Regions from separate parts of the Mus musculus genome. Here region 1 is linked to region 2. A link is a loop called in an ENCODE intact Hi-C map of the cell type or tissue named here. Cell type or tissue: left cerebral cortex. All regions are shown on one strand. Links, peaks and the distances in the headings refer to the core of each region. The heading gives the core; the rest is flanking DNA.

The links. Peaks named below come from ENCODE experiments on the same cell type or tissue, not always from the same donor. Only the 100,000 strongest peaks of a DNase experiment are listed, where the experiment ranks them.
Region 1: it touches region 2 in a loop (3-fold over the local background); 5 of 42 quality-filtered maps call a loop at or near these places.

The regions. Positions count from the first base shown.
Region 1 is chr5:111,749,952-111,758,275 of GRCm38, forward strand. All of the region lies in intron 1 of E130006D01Rik (RIKEN cDNA E130006D01 gene), which reads right to left. Among named protein-coding and RNA genes, the nearest start is that of E130006D01Rik, 7.6 kb to the right of the region's middle. In left cerebral cortex, for the core only: no CTCF peak of the experiment used is centred there; DNase peaks (open chromatin) are centred at 285, 4,198, 4,779, 4,952 and 1 more place; H3K4me3 peaks cover 511 bases; H3K27ac peaks cover 1,182 bases.
Region 2 is chr5:111,411,139-111,419,462 of GRCm38, forward strand. It overlaps Mn1 (meningioma 1), which reads left to right and starts at 6,162. Exons shown (of 3, transcript NM_001081235.2): 1 at 6,162-6,525; 2 at 6,681-8,324. The coding sequence starts at 7,028. In left cerebral cortex, for the core only: CTCF peaks have their summits at 3,230 (motif pointing right), 5,112 and 6,140; DNase peaks (open chromatin) are centred at 3,243, 5,096, 5,755, 6,099 and 3 more places; H3K4me3 peaks cover 3,176 bases; H3K27ac peaks cover 2,535 bases.

The DNA of each region.
Region 1 (8,324 bases), core at 70-8,069, 340 kb after region 2:
GCTAAAACCCAACTCAGTCAGCAGCACTGGAGGCCTCCTCAGGCTCCGTATGCGGCACAGCATCTCCTGGTTTTATTTTTATTTTATTTTAATTTTTTTTGGGGGGGGAGTATGGATGGGTAGGGAATCATTCCTTTTGCTCCAGTGCGTTTTCCTCAGACACTCCATCCCAGAAAGGGTTACAGTCCAAGGCAAAGCTTTACCGTAAGCACAAAGAGCTAATATTGGCAGATTGGGGTTTCTGTGAATATTCATTGTAATCTGGGACTTGGTGAGCTGAGATCGCTCCCTCCTGCAAGCTGCACACTTATAACTTGTGAATTCATAAATATTTACGAATTCACACAGTCATCACCGATAAATTATTTCATCTGACAGTTCCACACAGGCTCTGCCTGGCTTTGTGCAAGTCTGATCAAATCTTGCGCACGCTCTCCGGTGACAAGCGAGGATGGAGCACAGCTCGGGTCAGCACCGGATCCCAGGGATCCGGATGGGTCACCGGTGGAGAGTTACAAGAGTCTGGGTGATGGAGGCATGTCCCATGGGCTGCTAGATGCTCTCTGCAACTGTACATAGATTTAAATCCCCCATTTTTGAATGTGTCAGAAACACAGGGACATGAGCCCTGGAAAGAATCATATGCCGTCCTGTAACCTGGGGGTGGCAGCTCACCAGGTTTTCCCACGAAGGGTAATAAAAATGGTGCTGCCCATACCAAAGCCCACAACCCAGTGTCCCCTCCTCTCCAGAAACTTCAGTTGTATCCCCCTTCTCTTCCTTATTTAAGAAAAGTCTGAATACACACCAATTCCAAGTGCCCTGGGCTTCATTGATCACATAAATCTCTCTCTCCACTCTTAAAGCCACAGGGCATGTTCCTGCTTATAGTTTTGAGTTGATGCAGCTCCCAGAGACCTGGTTCACCCATGGGATCAACTCGGCACTCCCTTCATACCCTTCTGCAAAGACACCCCTTGTTTTGGTTGCTCCGTACTCAGCCTGCTGTTGGGGAGTTTTTAAGGATTATGGGTTTGTTTCTCAGTGTTGGCTTGACACCTACACAGGGCCCTGTTGGCTGAGGACACTGCTTCTTGGCCTGCCTGTTCCAATTTACACTGCAGCTTGGTGCTTCCAGGAGTCTCACATTTCCATTCCCTTTGTCTGCAATGCCCTTCCTTTCACAGAAACCTGTCCCCTGGTCCCCTGAGTACGGCCCCTTCCTCATTCGAGTGACCCCTTCATCCAGTACCTTTCTCTCTCCCCAGTATGACCTGGGGTCACCTTACCCCCCATCCTACTTTCTTACTCTGTCCACAGAAGTCAGAACCTTGGTGTCTGATCTCACTGTATTTCTGCGTTTCTCCTGCCTCCAGGAGCAAATGGTATATGCTACGTGCTCAATAAACTTTGCTTTGATTGTACACACACATTCGCACAGCTACAGATGGGGCAGGTTGCAGACTTACCGGTCCTTAGCTTTGTGACTGTGGATGGCATAAATCCCAGGTGAGATCTAGTTGTTTATTAGCCATTTTCAAAAGGCACAGTAGTGGAATTTACCTGGTTCCTTCATTTTCTAAGAGATTTCAAGGGTTTCAGAACTTCAAAGCCCCCTACAGCCTCACATAGCTCCCCACAGCTTCTCATAGCCTCTTAAGCATACCCCAACCTCCTTCAGCATCCTGAGCTTCCTACGCCTCCACCAGCCTCCCCAACAGTGCAAGGATTCTCTCTTATGGGAAACTGTTAACCTTTGCACTGAATGGAGCCTATATCTGCTCATTTCCCCTGTGGAATTCTGCAACATGGCTGGTCTGCCTACCTCTGACCTTTCCTTCTAGCAACTTTCAAACCTGTACTTGGAGAAACCCTGCCGATTTTAAGGAGAGAAGCTTTGAGTTGGAGGTCTCAGGGTATGCATGGGGCAGGGAGACCATGGCAGACATGCTGACAAAATAAGTGGGGGCTCCATGGTGGTGGTGGTGGTGGGGAGAACGAGTCCTGCCCTTGTGGATGCTTCTAGGTGTAGACTGAGCTGTCACACCACACGTGATGCTGAGCAATGGTATTACGTGCAAACATGGCCATTCACACATGCTCTCATACACGAGTGATTTCCAGTGTCGCTTAGGAAAAATTCACGCAGAGAAAGAGACAGAGGCAGAGAGAGAGAGAGAGAGAGAGAGAGAGAGAGAGAGAGAGAGAGGTGCTTCTCCTAAACTTTGTAAACTTTGTAGCTGCCAACGGGAATATCTCTTTTGTCTTCCCCGCCCTTTATTTATTTTCCCCCAGAAATTCCAAGAGAAGTGTTTTTAAGCGTGTTGGCTGACAAGCATGCACACGTGTCCAGAGTCGGGGAGCCACCGGCCCCGTCTCTAACTTGTTAGACGGCAGGTAGATTACAATCATAAATAAATGATCTGCTGTCTGCTTGCATTCGGGCTTGTAGCTTTTAAAGTGTGTCTGTCATCGCGGAATCAGATTTAGTCAAACGCTGTGTAACTGCGAAATTATCCCATCCTTACCTTTTTATTCTCCTTATAATGGACAGTTAAATTGGATTTTCAAATTTGAAGTGCATATGTTTTTCAAATCCCCAGAGGCTGTCTAGTTTTTCATTTCTAAAGCAACTCACTAATGTTTATCATTACCACACAGGAATATTACAATTCTTAAGGGGCGCCTTACAAAATCAGCACAGGAGAAATGCGCTTTATCGTCTCAAAATGAAACCAATTTCTCAGCTGATTTGCAATTTATTTACATGTTAGCATTTGATTTCCGGCTGATTTGTAACCCCACATGGCTCTGTCTCGGGTTTATTTAGAAAGCAGACAACAGCGGTTGGGGAAGGCTGTGGAGCGAGCGCCTTGTGTTGTGGGGCATCCTCAGTGCTGCGGAGTGCCTTGTGTTGTGGGGCGCCTGTACTGTGGAGCGCCTTGTGCTGTGGGGCGCCCATGTTATGGAGTGCCTTGTGTTGTGGGGCGCCCGTGTTATGGAGAGCCTGTGCTGTGGAGCGCCTTGTGTTGTGGGGCGCCCGTACTGTGGAGCGCCTTGTGCTGTGGGGCGCCCATGTTATGGAGTGCCTTGTGTTGTGGGGCGCCCGTGTTATGGAGAGCCTGTGCTGTGGAGCGCCTTGTGTTGTGGGGTGCCCGTACTGTGGAGCGCCTTGTGCTGTGGGGCGCCCGTATTATGGAGAGCCTGTGCTATGGAGCGCCTTGTGCTGTGAGGTGCCCTGTGTGGGGCGACTGTGCTGTGGGGCGCCCGTGTTATGGAGAGCCTGTGCTGTGGAGCGCCTTGGGTTGTGGGGCACCTGTGCTGTGGGGCGCCCTGCTGTGGAGAGCCTTGTGCTGTGGGGCGCCTGTGCTGTGGGGTGTCCGTGACTCCCAGACTGGGGAATTGTGTTTACCCTCTTCTCCTCTGTTGCTTCTCATTCATTCAACCCTGGCGGTGTTGCAACATCAGCATTTAAGCAGTGCAGGAATTCTGTAAGAAACTCATTGGGCGTCACCATACATATCATCTATCTAACTACTTACACACCCATTTCTAGCTATTTCTCCACCTGCCTCTCCATCCTCCCAACCATACCTCCTCCACATTTGGCTCCTCATCCACTCATTCATCTATTAATCACCTGCCCATTCATCTATCTACTCAATCATCCACCCATTCAGCCATACACCTGCCCATCCACCTGCCCATCCACCTGCCCATCCACCTGCTCATTCACCTGCCCATCCACCTGCCCATCCACCTGCTCATCCACCTGCTCATTCACCTGCCCATCCACCTGCTCATCCACCTGCTCATACACCCATCTTCTACTCACCTGCCTATCCACCCATCCACTTACCCACCCAATTCCCATCTACCTACCCCTCAACTCAACTCTCAGTCCATTCCTCCATCCATCTAATTATCATCTACCCACCCACTCATTTATTCAACTGGGATTCAGAAATGACAACCTGACTTCCCACTCTCAAAGTGCAAGGTTAGTTGAAGGAGGAAAAGTATTCCATCTCAGGACCGAGAGGTTCCACCTCCTCAATGCAGGCAAAAGTGTTCAATAACTTCCCGGCCCCTGACATGATAGCACACATATGTACCATGTTAGAGCTTGGATTGCCATATCAGCCCACTTACTCCCAGCTAGCTATGTACCACAGGCCAGCCATGGAATCCCACCATTGCTTGTGAGATTTGCCCTGTTCATCTGTGAAGTGGGTCAGTCAAGATGGACTGCCTGCCTGACATGGACAGGGCAGGGGGACGGGGTGGGATCTAATGGGAGACTCAGAGAGAGCAAAGCATGACACTGGTCAGGTAGTATCCCACTCTTACTCCTCCTTCATCCCGTGTCTCTCCTCATTGGTACTCTTGCTGTCTTGTTTGGGGACAGAGAAGAGCTTACTGTAGCTGAGCTGGGAGCCGTGCCCTGATGGGAGTGTCTTCCGTTCAGAGTCCATGGTAAAGCTTGCCCTGTTTTGCAGGTGGAGTTAGCACTGGGCCCTGGAAGCAGCTCACAGGGTATGTGGCCCTAGGAGTCTTCTAGGAAAGGGGGAGATGAGGCTGGGCGTGGGACTCATGGGGCAGAGGGAGAAGACTGGTCTGCGGATCAGACTTCATAGCCTTGGGTATGAGGTTGTAGAGGGGCATCTTGATAATAGCTGGCTTCTGGGAGGGCTCAGTCTTGCCTACAGCCCCACCCAATTTGCGGTGGTTTGGAAGCTCTGCTAGGCAGCGAGCAACCGAGCAACCGTGGAGGAAGGAGCCCTGGTGGGTGCTGGAAGGCAGCAGCGGGAGGGAGGGCACCCAGTGGTCTGCACCCCTGCGCCCCGTAGGCTGGAGAAGGCAGGAATGAAGCAGATGGGGTTTGAAGGAGCCCCGTTAGAGCAGAGTCCCCGACACAGCAGTGTATTTCCTCCTTCCTCTCCCATATCTGCCTGCGCCATACACAGCCTCTCTGAATAAATTTGCATATTTTTATGCTATGAGCAGCCGGCACCAAAAGGAGCAAGCAGCTCCTTTCCCCAGTTCCCTTCCTCTCCCCACTCCTCTTCTCTGCAAGCCCACTTACAACCAGCAGGCTTTCAGAGTCCCCCTCTGCTGAGGAGTCAGGGGCCAGGGACTTCCAAAGGAGCTCAGCACACACGGGGGCACGTCCTTCACCGTCCCTGTGCTGGGTGGGACAAACGGTGGGATGTCTCCCCAGACACACTGACAGAAAGAGCTCACAGGAGGCTCGGTCTCCTCGTTTATAATTGGTGTACCAATTAGGGCAATTTATTTTGCCAGGAACTGGAAACCTGACTCAAATTAAAAAAAAAAAAAAAGAAGAAGGCTCTAGACTTGTGTACAAGAAAAGCTAGACGTTTCAGCTTTCAGGTGAAGCTGGATCCAGCAGCGATACTGTCAATTACTAAGTGTACTTTGCTGCCTGACTCCTGTCTCCAGCTTGTCTAACTCATTCCAAGTGTCCTTCCTCCTGACCCAGCATGGAGGACGGGAAATGTCCCTAAACACTGAGAAACACTCTGATTGGACAGTCCGTTCCTATGCCGACATCTGATTGGCTCACTATGTTCAGAGGGTGGGACTATGTTAATAGTTTCCCCTGGGCTTTGTGCTCCTGTCAATCATCATGGAAGCAGGTGCTCCCCACACAGGAATCAGTGCTTCCCACTCTGCTCCCAAGGAAAGAGATGGATTCAAAGGCAGTTGCTTCCAAGAAAGCCCCCTACTGTGTGCCACATGCAACAGGAAAGTAAGGGCTTGGCTCCAGAAGGTAGACAGCACCCATTTTTTCTCTCATCTGCCTCATGGCTCAGCCCAGACTGCTCGTGGGGCCCCTTTGGCCACAAGTCAGTGATTAGATGCTGCTGATTCGGGAACGGACAACTGGGGTACCCTGGAGCTTCCAGAACGATCAGTACAAGGCCAGCTGGTGGCTATCAGACAGGATAGGCCAGCATCACCTCAGGAGACAGAGGTTTGAGGCTCAGTCGCCTAACAGGGATGGCACCTGCTTTTAATTCTTCCAAGGATTGTGGCTGAGGAGGAGATTCTCTGGGAAGCTTTTGTTGATCTGCAGGCCATTCATCCAGGGCATTGCTGCATCAGATACCCATGTGTCCAAAGCAGGGAGAGAAAGGAGAGTGCCATCTTGGCTGTGTCTATATCTGATCTGCCTGTGAGACTGTTCAAATTTCAAACAAGACTTCCAGGGTCCCTGAAGGAGAGGTGAACTGGAAAGGCCGATGAGGCAATGTCTGTTTCCAGAGAAGAAGGAGCTAGGGGGGTCTGACTCCCACTATCTACAGTGGGTCTCACATCACCCCAGAGGTGAATCTACAAAAGAGACCCAGTACCTGGGATTGAGGGAAAGGTTACCTGCCTTGTTAAAGTTCACCTTTAACCAGGGCCAGGCTGGAGAAGGGTGTTGTGGTTTGAAAAAGAATGACCTGGGCTGGTGAGATGGCTCAGTGGGTAAGAGCACCCGACTGCTCTTCCGAAGGTCCAGAGTTCAAATCCCAGCAACCACATGGTGGCTCACAACCATCCGTAACAAGATCTGACTCCCTCTTCTGGTGTGTCTGAAGACAGCTACAGTGTACTTACATATAATAATAAATAAATAAATCTTAAAAAAAAAAAAAAAAGAAATTAAAAAAAAAAAAAAAAAAAAAAAGAAAAAGAATGACCTCTATAGTCTCATATATTTGAATGCTTAGTCACCAGGGAGTGGTGCTATTTGAAAGGATTAGAAGGATTAAGAAGTGTGGACTTGTTGGAGGAAGTGTGGAAGTGTGTCGCTGAGGGTGGGCTTGGAGGTTCCAGAAGCCCATTCCAAGTCTCTCTCTCTCTCTCCCTCTCTCTCCCTCTCTCTCTCTCTCTCTCTCTCTCTCTCTCTCTCTCTCTCTCTCTCTCTCTCTCTGCCTGTGGATCAGGATGTAGCTCTCAGCTACTCCTCAAGCACCATGCATGCTATCATGCTCCTACCATGATGAAAATGGTCTAGACCAACAAAAGTGTAAGCAAGTCCCCATATTTAAAGGGTTTCTAAGCACTTCCCTAGTCATGATGCCTCTTCATAGCAATAGAATGGTGACTAAGAAAAGGGGATTTTAGAACCTGTTGTTCTCTGGACTTTCCCTGAGGATAAGAGTTTATTGGTACAAATTTGTAGACAAGGTAACTGAGCCTGAGGTCTACACACCAGAGGTCATTCAGTGGTGGTGACCTAGAGGCTTCTGGTCTCACTCTTTTTCCCCAGTCAGCTGTGGGTTTCTGACCATCCCTGACACTGGGTCTGTTATTAACTGACCAACAAGGGTGGCTGTGGAACCTCAGGCACTCAAGGTGATGTCTGCCACCTGCTCCTTCATCTGGACACCTGGGTGTCTGAGATCTTGTAGACAGCTGTGGTCTGCTGGTGCATTTATGGGTGACAAAGGACATATTGTGCCTTGAACAATGGCCTAAGATGCTGCCTGATCAGTGAGAAGGTAAGGTACTAAGGTTCTCATGAATGCAACAAAGAACCTGAGAAAAGCAACTTAAGAGAGAAGTTTTATTGACTTGGCTCACAGTGGGAGGGTGTGGTCCATCAGAGCAGTGGGAAGGTGTGGTCATCATAGAGATGGGTGTGTGTGGTCATCATAGAAATGAGTGGGTGTGGTCCATCAGAGCAGTGAGAGGGTGTGGTCATCATAGAGATGGGTGGGTGTGGTCATCATAGCAGTGGGAAAGTGTGGTCATCATAGAGATGGGTGTGTGTGGCCATTATAGAAATGAGTGGGTGTGGTCCATCAGAGCAGTGAGAGGGTGTGGTCATCATAGAGATGAGTGGGTGTGGTCATCATAGCAGTGGGAAGGTGTGGTCATCATAGAGATGAGTGGTTGTGGTCCATCAGAGCAGTGAGAGGGTGTGGTCATCATAGAGATGTGTGTGTGTGTGGTCATCATAGAGATGGGTGGGTGCGGTCATCATAGAGATGGGTAGGTGTGCTCATCATAGCAGTGGGAGGCTGTGGTCATCATAGAGATGGGTGGGTGTGGTCCATCAGAGCAGAGTCATGCTATGATGCTGGAGGTGGGGGGCAGTTAGCCCACCATGTCTGTAGTCAGGAAGCAGATAAAGAAAATAATGACTAATACACAGCTCAAGTTCTCCTTCGTGTTCACTCTGGGACTGCCTCAGCCCCTGGAACAGTGCCATGCACATTCAGATAACTTCCCACCTCAGGCAACTAACTGATCTGGAGACTCACTTGTGGACACATCCAGAGGTGTGTCTCCTTGGTGACTCCAGATTC
Region 2 (8,324 bases), core at 131-8,130:
TTCCAGATGGTTTATCTAGTGAGTTTCCAGTCAGGGCTATGTTACAAGACTCTTTCAAAAGAAAAAAAAAGTAATAAACAAACAAATAATAAAACAAAATAAAGATAAACAAAAACAAAACCCCAAAGAAAGGACTAGCTCTGGCTGCTATTGGGATGTCCCCTCTGGACAGTTGTCTCCCCTCAGCCTCTGTGTGCTCAGGGCAGCACTACCCCAGTGCCTGGCACATGAGCTTCAGTCACTTGTCAGCTGGGCAGCTTCGGGCTGTGCTGAACTGCCTTGTGTGGCACAAAGGACCCAGCACAGCCGAGCCCTGAAGCACCTGTGGAGTCCCCATACCCCTAGTGGCTGGGTACTGAGCAGTTGAATGGCCTATGGTGCCAAGAAGGCTTCTGTGGCACAGGATCCACCTGGCCCCAATAACCTTCCTTCTGAGGGGACAGTCAGTGGGTTTCTATGCTGACACACTAAGGTCAGGCTGCCCAGAAGGAAAAGAGAGGAGAGTCTCCCTCTAGGCTGAGGGCCTTCAGGGCGTCAGGCCGTGTTCCCTTAAGACAACAGCTTGGATTCCTAAGGAGCTAAGCAGAGTGGAGCAGAGAGAGCCTTGGTCTGGGTGCCAGCTGCTTAGATGCTACTTCTGGCTCATTTGCTTTGTGAGCTCGGGTGCATCGCTTCACCTATCCTCTGTGCCTCAGTTTAAAAAGTTTACAAAGTAGAGAGCAATGGAGCCTGCTAATAACCAACAGTGGCTGTTGGTTATAGTAACAGTGACCTACTAGTCTCCCTGCCTGCTATGACCCCGTCCATCACCTGAGTACCTAAACTAACCATCTATCTTTACCTACGAATCACCCGTTTATCACACATCATCCCCAGTCTATCATCTGTCTATCTACCCATCCATTCATTCATCTATCCACCATTCATTATCATCTATCCATTCTCCATCCAGCTGTCTATTTTCTATCTATTCACCTTTCCTTTTGCTTCTTTGTTTCTTTTTGTTTCCTTGTTGTTTCTCTTCTCTTTCATCACCTGTTTACCTGTCATCCATATATCCAATCCATCTTCTTATTCTCTCTCTCTCTCAACTAATTATCTATCTGTTTGTCTGTCCATCCATCTATCCAGTGAGCCAGGTTCTTTCTTGCGTATCTCCCTCTCCCCGACCCCTTTGTAGGCAACTTTGTAGGTGTAAGACACCTTATTAGGCTGCTGCCTGGTCAGGACAGTGGCAGTGGCTCTGAACCTGACAGTTATGACTCTCATACCCAAGCTGTTCTTACCAGGAACAAGTGGGCAGACCTGTTTCCCAGGGAGTCTTGTGCCACAAGATGAAACTTAGTCGTGAAAATAGTGTGGTATGTCCTGGGCTGGCTGCTTAGGGACAAACACAGGACTCCCTCTCTCCCCCTGGCCTGGTTTCCAAGGAAGCCAGGTGAAAATGACTTCTGGAACCACCTTGAAGGGCAAAGAAAGGAATGGTTTTCAGGTCTCTAGGAATTTGCTTCTGATCTTTCATGGTATTCATGAGGCCCACGTGTGTCCACCTTCTCTGATGCAGGTCTTGGCACTTTTGTTCTCCTGAATGCTGCCTGAAAATTCCCGTATCCTTCTAACTAGTTTCTTTATCTGAAAAGGTCCTTTGGCCTCATCTGAGTCTCATACTCCTATTCTATCCTCAAAACCCTTCAAAGCTTTGGGAAACCCTTTTCTACTTCTTTACCCTCTTATCACAGGTATTTTTAGCCCCTATTGATGGAATCTTTCTCATGTCCAAAAAAAAAAAAAAAAAAAAAAAAGGGGGACTTCTTTGATCTGATCTAAAGGTTGAAATTGTTTTCTGACTTTTCTTTTGCTGAGTTTCCAGATGGAACCTTCACATACAGTGGACGGCTAGAAGAGACACTCTTAGAAGATATCAGGTATCGGTGTGTAGAGAGGTGGAATTGTTGTTGCTTAGCAACCAGCAGCCTGTGGCTACAGGAAGGTCTCATCCCTTGTACCTACTAGTCAGCCAGCCCCTTGGTCTTCTCTCCTGGTCACACTGGGGCTGCCTGGAGGTTTCTGTCCAGGGTACCATCTAGACTGCTCCACTGACACTAGCTCGGAGCAGGAGCAGGAGCAGGGAGCAGTAAGGCATCCACTGAGACATCCACCTTTGATAGCTGGGCTACTGAGCAGGACTGAGTGAGACCATTGTTTTCCTCTGCGTTTTTTCATTCAAATGCAGAAGCAGACAGAGGCTCGATGAGAATAGTGGCTGGGAGGGAGGCTTACTCACCCAGCCACACGTGAGGTCTATTGGCTTTGCAAACACAATCAATGATCAATCACCCTTATGCTCCGGCATGGATGCCCCTTTCCAAACAGAAAATAGAAGCTCAGAGAAGGTAATATTTTGCCCAAGGTAACACAGCCCAAGAAGATAAGATTTAAACCCATAGGTCCATGAAGGACTTCATCTTGGGGCTACTCCGTGGCAAGATGTTGGATAAGCAGGCTTCTCCAGACCTTACAGAGGACGAAGCCAAGTGTCCAAGCTCTAGAGTGCATGGGAGATGCGGGGAAGGGAAAGAACATTTGTTGGGGAAGGATCCAGGGAGGCCATGCTAGCTTAGGCCTGGCAGTAGCCCCAGGATGCTGTCTGTGGACTGGAATTTGGGATCTGCTATTACCTTGCTCTGGGCAAATTCCTTGACCAAGAGAGGCATCTGTCAAATAGGTCAGGTCTGGACCTTGAAGGCACTGAGAAGATGAAGTCAGACTTTAGATGGGAAGCCCCCTGTATACAGCCAGATGAGAGGACACCTCACTGGCCTGTCCCTAGGACTGTCTCCTGTCTGTCTACTGCGCGTGTGCTGACAGGCACCCTTCAGATTTGTGTGGGCTGATGGGCAAATACGAGCATTGTGTCTCCTGCTCTCAGGGCTGTGCATTTTGAGCATGCGTATTTTTGTATGTGGACTTCAGAAGCCCTTCTTCAGCCCCAGTTGGAAGCTGTTCTGAGCAGCTAAGGGGACATTCCAGGCAGCTCCTCACATGTTACCAGCTCAGAGCACCCCAAAGTAGCCTCAGGGCCCCAGCCCATCTGTGTCCCTTCCTTCCTTTGCTGGTGCCAACATGCTCAGTAGTGGTGGTGTTGGTGGGGTACAGGAAGGGGGAGAGGAAGGAGAAGGCCCAGCTAGATGCCTGAGGCTCTGCAGCTCCTGGCTTGGTGCCGGCAGGGGCTCTGAGTCCGTTTGAGCACTAGGGGGCAATGTGTCTGTTTGAAAGAAACAGAAGCCAGCTCCAGAGGTGTGTGCACACACAGGCATATACAGGGGTGCCCACATCACAGAGGGTTCGAGCTGCGGTGCAAAAGGCCCCGCAGAAGAGCATATCCTCCTGCCAGTAGGACATCAGGCACACAAGGGCAGGGGTGAGGGCACCCAAAGGGCAGAGGCAACTGCACAGAGATACGTAGTTGCACACCCAGAGAGAGGTGGTGGCTGGGAGCAGACAACATCCACTTGAGTGCACACACACACACACACACACACACACACACACACACACACACCACAGTGGCCTCCAAAGATGCATGCATCTGCCATATATAGAAACACACAGGTGTAGGCTAGCCTCCTGGGGCAAGGACAAATGTAAGCGTAGTCCATTTATAGTGTTAAGGAAGGGGACCCTACCCACCCTCTTTCAGACACACACCCCAAAGTGCTGACTCTGGGAAAGAGCCTGGAAAATATATGCCCACCCCCTCCTCCCTTCAGATGTGGGGGCCCTCTACCAAAGAGTATGGAGTGACACCCCAAACCCTCAAACCAGTGCTTCCCAGACAGCAGGCCTGTGAGTCTTTCTTCCCAGCTCCTAACATCTCTTCCTAGTGCTCCAAACAGGCCCCCCCCCCACCACCTCCCGGTCCCCTCCAGAATACAAGACATTCCATCTCAACCTATTTAGAAGGCTACTGTCCGCAGGACAGAGGCACATGACCAGGTGTCACAGCTCTGCTACCTGGGGTCTCCTCCTGACATCTATTCCGGAACTCTTCCCCCTTTCTGCCCAGGAGGTTCAAGGGCCCTCAGCTCTGGGCCTGGAGGGTTAGTTGGGGGTGTCTAACGGGGTGCTCTTTCCTTTGTGCCTACACAGGCAAAGCCTCTGTCTTCTCGCTGGCTTTCCTTCCCTGTCACTTTGCTAAGTAATAATTTCCATGTCCAATTCCATTTCTTTTCTAGTTCTGAAACCTCTAAGCTATCAGCAAGAGGATAGTTCGCATGAAAACTAATTACACAAAATCAATATTTAATCACAGACCAACAACCTGATCCTGCAGAAAAATCCTTTTAAAACTCCACCACCCTGCACAAATACTTCTTCCCAATGCTTATTTATGGGCCCCGTTTTTTGGTGGGGGTAATTTTCATTTTTAATTTCAAAAGAAAAAAAAATCTGTAGACTGCAGGAAAAACCCGAGCTTGTTGCAGCTTCCTGAGAGCTTTTATTTCGAGTGTGTGAGGGTGGGGGTGGGGGTGAGTGAGTGTGTGGGGGATGGGTTTGTGTGTGTGAAAGAGTGTGTGTCTTGGGTGTGTGTGTGTGATTTCTTGAGACGTCTCTTGGGGCTTCCTGCCCCCCCTTCCTAAATCGAGCCCATTTTCCAACGTTTCTTTCCTCAGAAGCTCCAGGGAGTAATGAATCGGCCGCGAATGACACGGTAACTTTTAACTCATGCCCGCGACAGTGGAGTGCTTAATCTGAGGTTTTTAAATAAAAAGGGCTCCGGGTTGGTTTTATTATAACGTTTATTTCATTTCAGATTTCATGCGTAATTTAGCAAACGCTAGACAGACTTGGGCGATAAACACTTTCTTTTGTGGGGGGGGGGAAGGCATTTTTATACACCGTGCTTAATTTTATTTAGATTTAATAGCGATATCGGGGGCACTTCAACGAAAGTTTTTTTTTTTTCTTTTCCCCTCTTCTTTTAAGAATCCTGGCTTGCCAGCAAAATTGTCTCGCTTTATTTCATGACAAGGAAAATTAAAAGCCTTTCCGCCCCTCCTCCCCTACTTACACTTTGAGAGGAAAACTCGCACACGCATGCTGGCGCTTGGGTGCGCGCGCGTCCACAGAATAAACACCTCCACCTCCTATCACCTCCAACTTCTAACTTTTAATTGCAAGATAGATTTCAGCCTCTACTCCGTGAGGAGTAGAAAGATCTAAACAATTTTAAGTAAGATTATTGGGATAAATATTCCATATGAAATAGGGTAGGTATTAAATCACTCTTATTGATTTTAGTATCACAATCCAATTCCGTTCTTTGACCTCTTCAGTTTAATTGATCTTTTAAGGAGGCCAACTTCGCGCCCTTCAGGGCCTGGGCCTGCCTGCTTGTGGCCGCAGCAAGGTGTCGCCCCCACCCCCGCCCCCACCCCGTGCGCCCTTTGCGCGTCGCTCTCCTCAGGGTTTCGCATTGTCTCGCCTCGTCGCTCCCGCGCCGGGCTCACCCGAAGTGGCTCCACAAAGCGGCCGAGGGTGCGTGGCTTCTTCCCGGTGGAGCCAGCGGCAGAGAACCGGAAGCCGCGGACGGTGGGAGACTAGGGAAGGAGCGAGCCAGTCTCTGGTCGCAGAGACAACCTTACTTCGTGTTTCCCCTCGGCGATCACCTCGTGAACTTGCCAGGGCCGGCTCCCTGGGGCGCTGCCCCGGGCTGCAGCACAGGCGACACTTAGCGACTTTCCCTGGCGCGTCCGGGGACTCTGCCAGGCTACCCCATTGTCTGTGCGCCCCGCACAGCTCACCGCCCACCTCCCCGCCCCCTGCCCACCCCGCAGGTCGCGCTGGCTCCGGTTGGGGGTGGGGAGTTGAGAACAGCGTGAATGGGAAGGGGGCGGACAAAGCCTGGCTCCCGCCGTCGTCCTAGGCTCGCGCCCTCCCCAGCCGGGGGCACCTGGGGCGCACCCCCAACGCCGTAGCGCCGGACCCGGAGTAGCGCGGGTTGGTGGCCGGGCCTGCGCAGCCGGGACCCGGGACCACCTTAAGAGCGAGCCCCGCCCCCGAGCCCGCTCGGGCGGCGCTGATTGGTGCAGAGGTAATGGCTGGAATGGATTGCTGAAACGCAAAACTTGTTGCTGCTTCTCCCGGCGCCGGCGAGAGGCAGACGCGGAGCGGAATCCCGGACCTCGCAGCGCCTCGCCCGCCCCGCGCGCCCTGCTCGCCCGCGCGGCCCATTCCCGGGTCCGAGGGGACCCGTGGAGTGCGGAGGCGGGAACCACAGCTTCGGAACCGCCGGCCCCACGCCTCCCCTCCCGCGCGCGGCCCGAGACTCCCGCGAACTCGCGCGGCGACCGGCGATCGAGCCCGAGCCGCGGAGCCGCGGAGCCGCGCGTCTCCCGCAGCCTGCGTTCCCGCTCCGGCGCCCGCGTCTACTGCTGTGAATCCAGCACCGGCGATGAGGAGCGGAGCAGCCCGTCTTCCGAGCCGCTGAGGCTTTCGCCGCCGATCGCCCGCGGCCGACCGGAGGTGCGGGAGCCGGTGCGGCCCGGGAGCGGGGACTCGGGGCAGGGGAAGGACCAAGGGGCTCCGCTACGGCCCCAGCCGCCGCGCCGCGGACTCCAGAGGTGATCATTCTGCTCTTCCGTCCCCTTCCCTCCCCCCTATCTAACTTTTTGTCTCAGCTCGTCGGCCTCCAGGTCTCCTCTCCGCATACCCACCCGCGACCGTGCCATCGACCCGGGGCATGGGCCCCCCGACAAGGCTCCAGGAGGCGCCGCGGCCTCGCAAGACGTGAGAGGCCCGCTTGGGTCGATTTCGAGGTTCCGAAGAGCAGCGGAGAGAGCTCCTAGCCAGCGCCCGCGCGCTGGGCCGGGCGGCAGTGAGCGCTGCGCCCCGCGGTGCAGAACGTCCCGGAGCGCCGGAACCTCGGCTGAGGCGAGTACCTGGCCGGAGGCGCGCGGCGGAGCAGGCTGTCATGCCCTATTGATCCCCTCCCGCCCCCCCCCCGCCCCCCCCGCCCCCGCCAAGTATGTTTGGGCTGGACCAATTCGAGCCCCAGATCAACAGCCGGCACGCTGGTCAGGGCGAGGGGAACTTTAACGAAGCCGGACTGAGCATGAACGCCCACTTTAAGGCTCCTGCCTTCCACGCCGGGCCTCCTACTGGCCCCGTGGACCCTGCAATAAGCGCTCTGGGCGAACCCCCGATCTTGGGCTTGAACATGGAGCCCTACGGCTTTCATGCGCGCAGCCACTCCGAGCTGCACGCAGGGGGGCTGCAGGCGCAGCCTGTGCATGGCTTCTTCGGCGGTCAGCAGCCTCACCACAGCCATCCCGGAGGCCATCACCCGCACCAGCATCACCCCCACTTTGGGGGCAACTTCGGTGGTCCGGATCCAGGTGCCTCATGTCTGCACGGGGGCCGGCTGCTTGGCTACGGAGGTGCAGCGGGCGGCCTGGGCAGCCAGCCTCCCTTCGCAGAGAGTTATGAGCACATGGCGGAGAGCCAGGGGCCGGAGGGCTTCGGCCCGCAGCGGCCAGGAAACCTCCCGGACTTCCATAGTTCGGGCACCTCGGGCCACGCCGTGCCTGCCCCGTGCCTGCCTCTGGACCAGAGCCCTAACCGGGCTGCCTCTTTTCACGGCCTGTCCGCCTCTAGCGGCTCGGATTCTCACAGCCTGGAGCCCCGGAGGGTGACGAACCAAGGAGCCGTAGATTCCCTGGAATACAATTACCCGAGCGAGCCGCCCTCAGGACATTTTGACATGTTTTCACCCTCTGACTCTGAAGGGCAGCTGCCACATTATGCTGCGGGTCGCCAGGTTCCCGGGGGCGCTTTCCCGGGTGCTTCTGCCATGCCTAGAGCCTCAGGCATGGTGGGTTTGTCCAAAATGCACAGCCAGCCACCCCAGCCGCCTCCACAACAGCAGCAACCGCAGCACGGAGTGTTCTTCGAGAGGTTTGGCGGGGCCCGAAAGATGCCTGTGGGTCTGGAGCCTGCAGTGGGCTCCAGGCACCCGCTAATGCAGCCTCCCCAGCAGGCCCCACCACCCCCGCAGCAGCCGCCCCCGCAGCAGCAGCCGCCGCCACCGGGACTTCTGGTTCGACAGAATTCTTGCCCTCCTGCGCTCCCGCGGCCCCAGCAGGGTGAGGCTGGCACACCCAGTGGCGGCCTGCAGGACGGGGGCCCCATGCTGCCCAGTCAACATGCTCAGTTCGAGTATCCCATCCATCGGCTAGAGAACCGGAGCATGCACCCATATTCTGAGCCTGTCTTCAGCATGCAGCATCCCCCTCCTCAGCAGGCGCCCAACCAGAGGCTGCAGC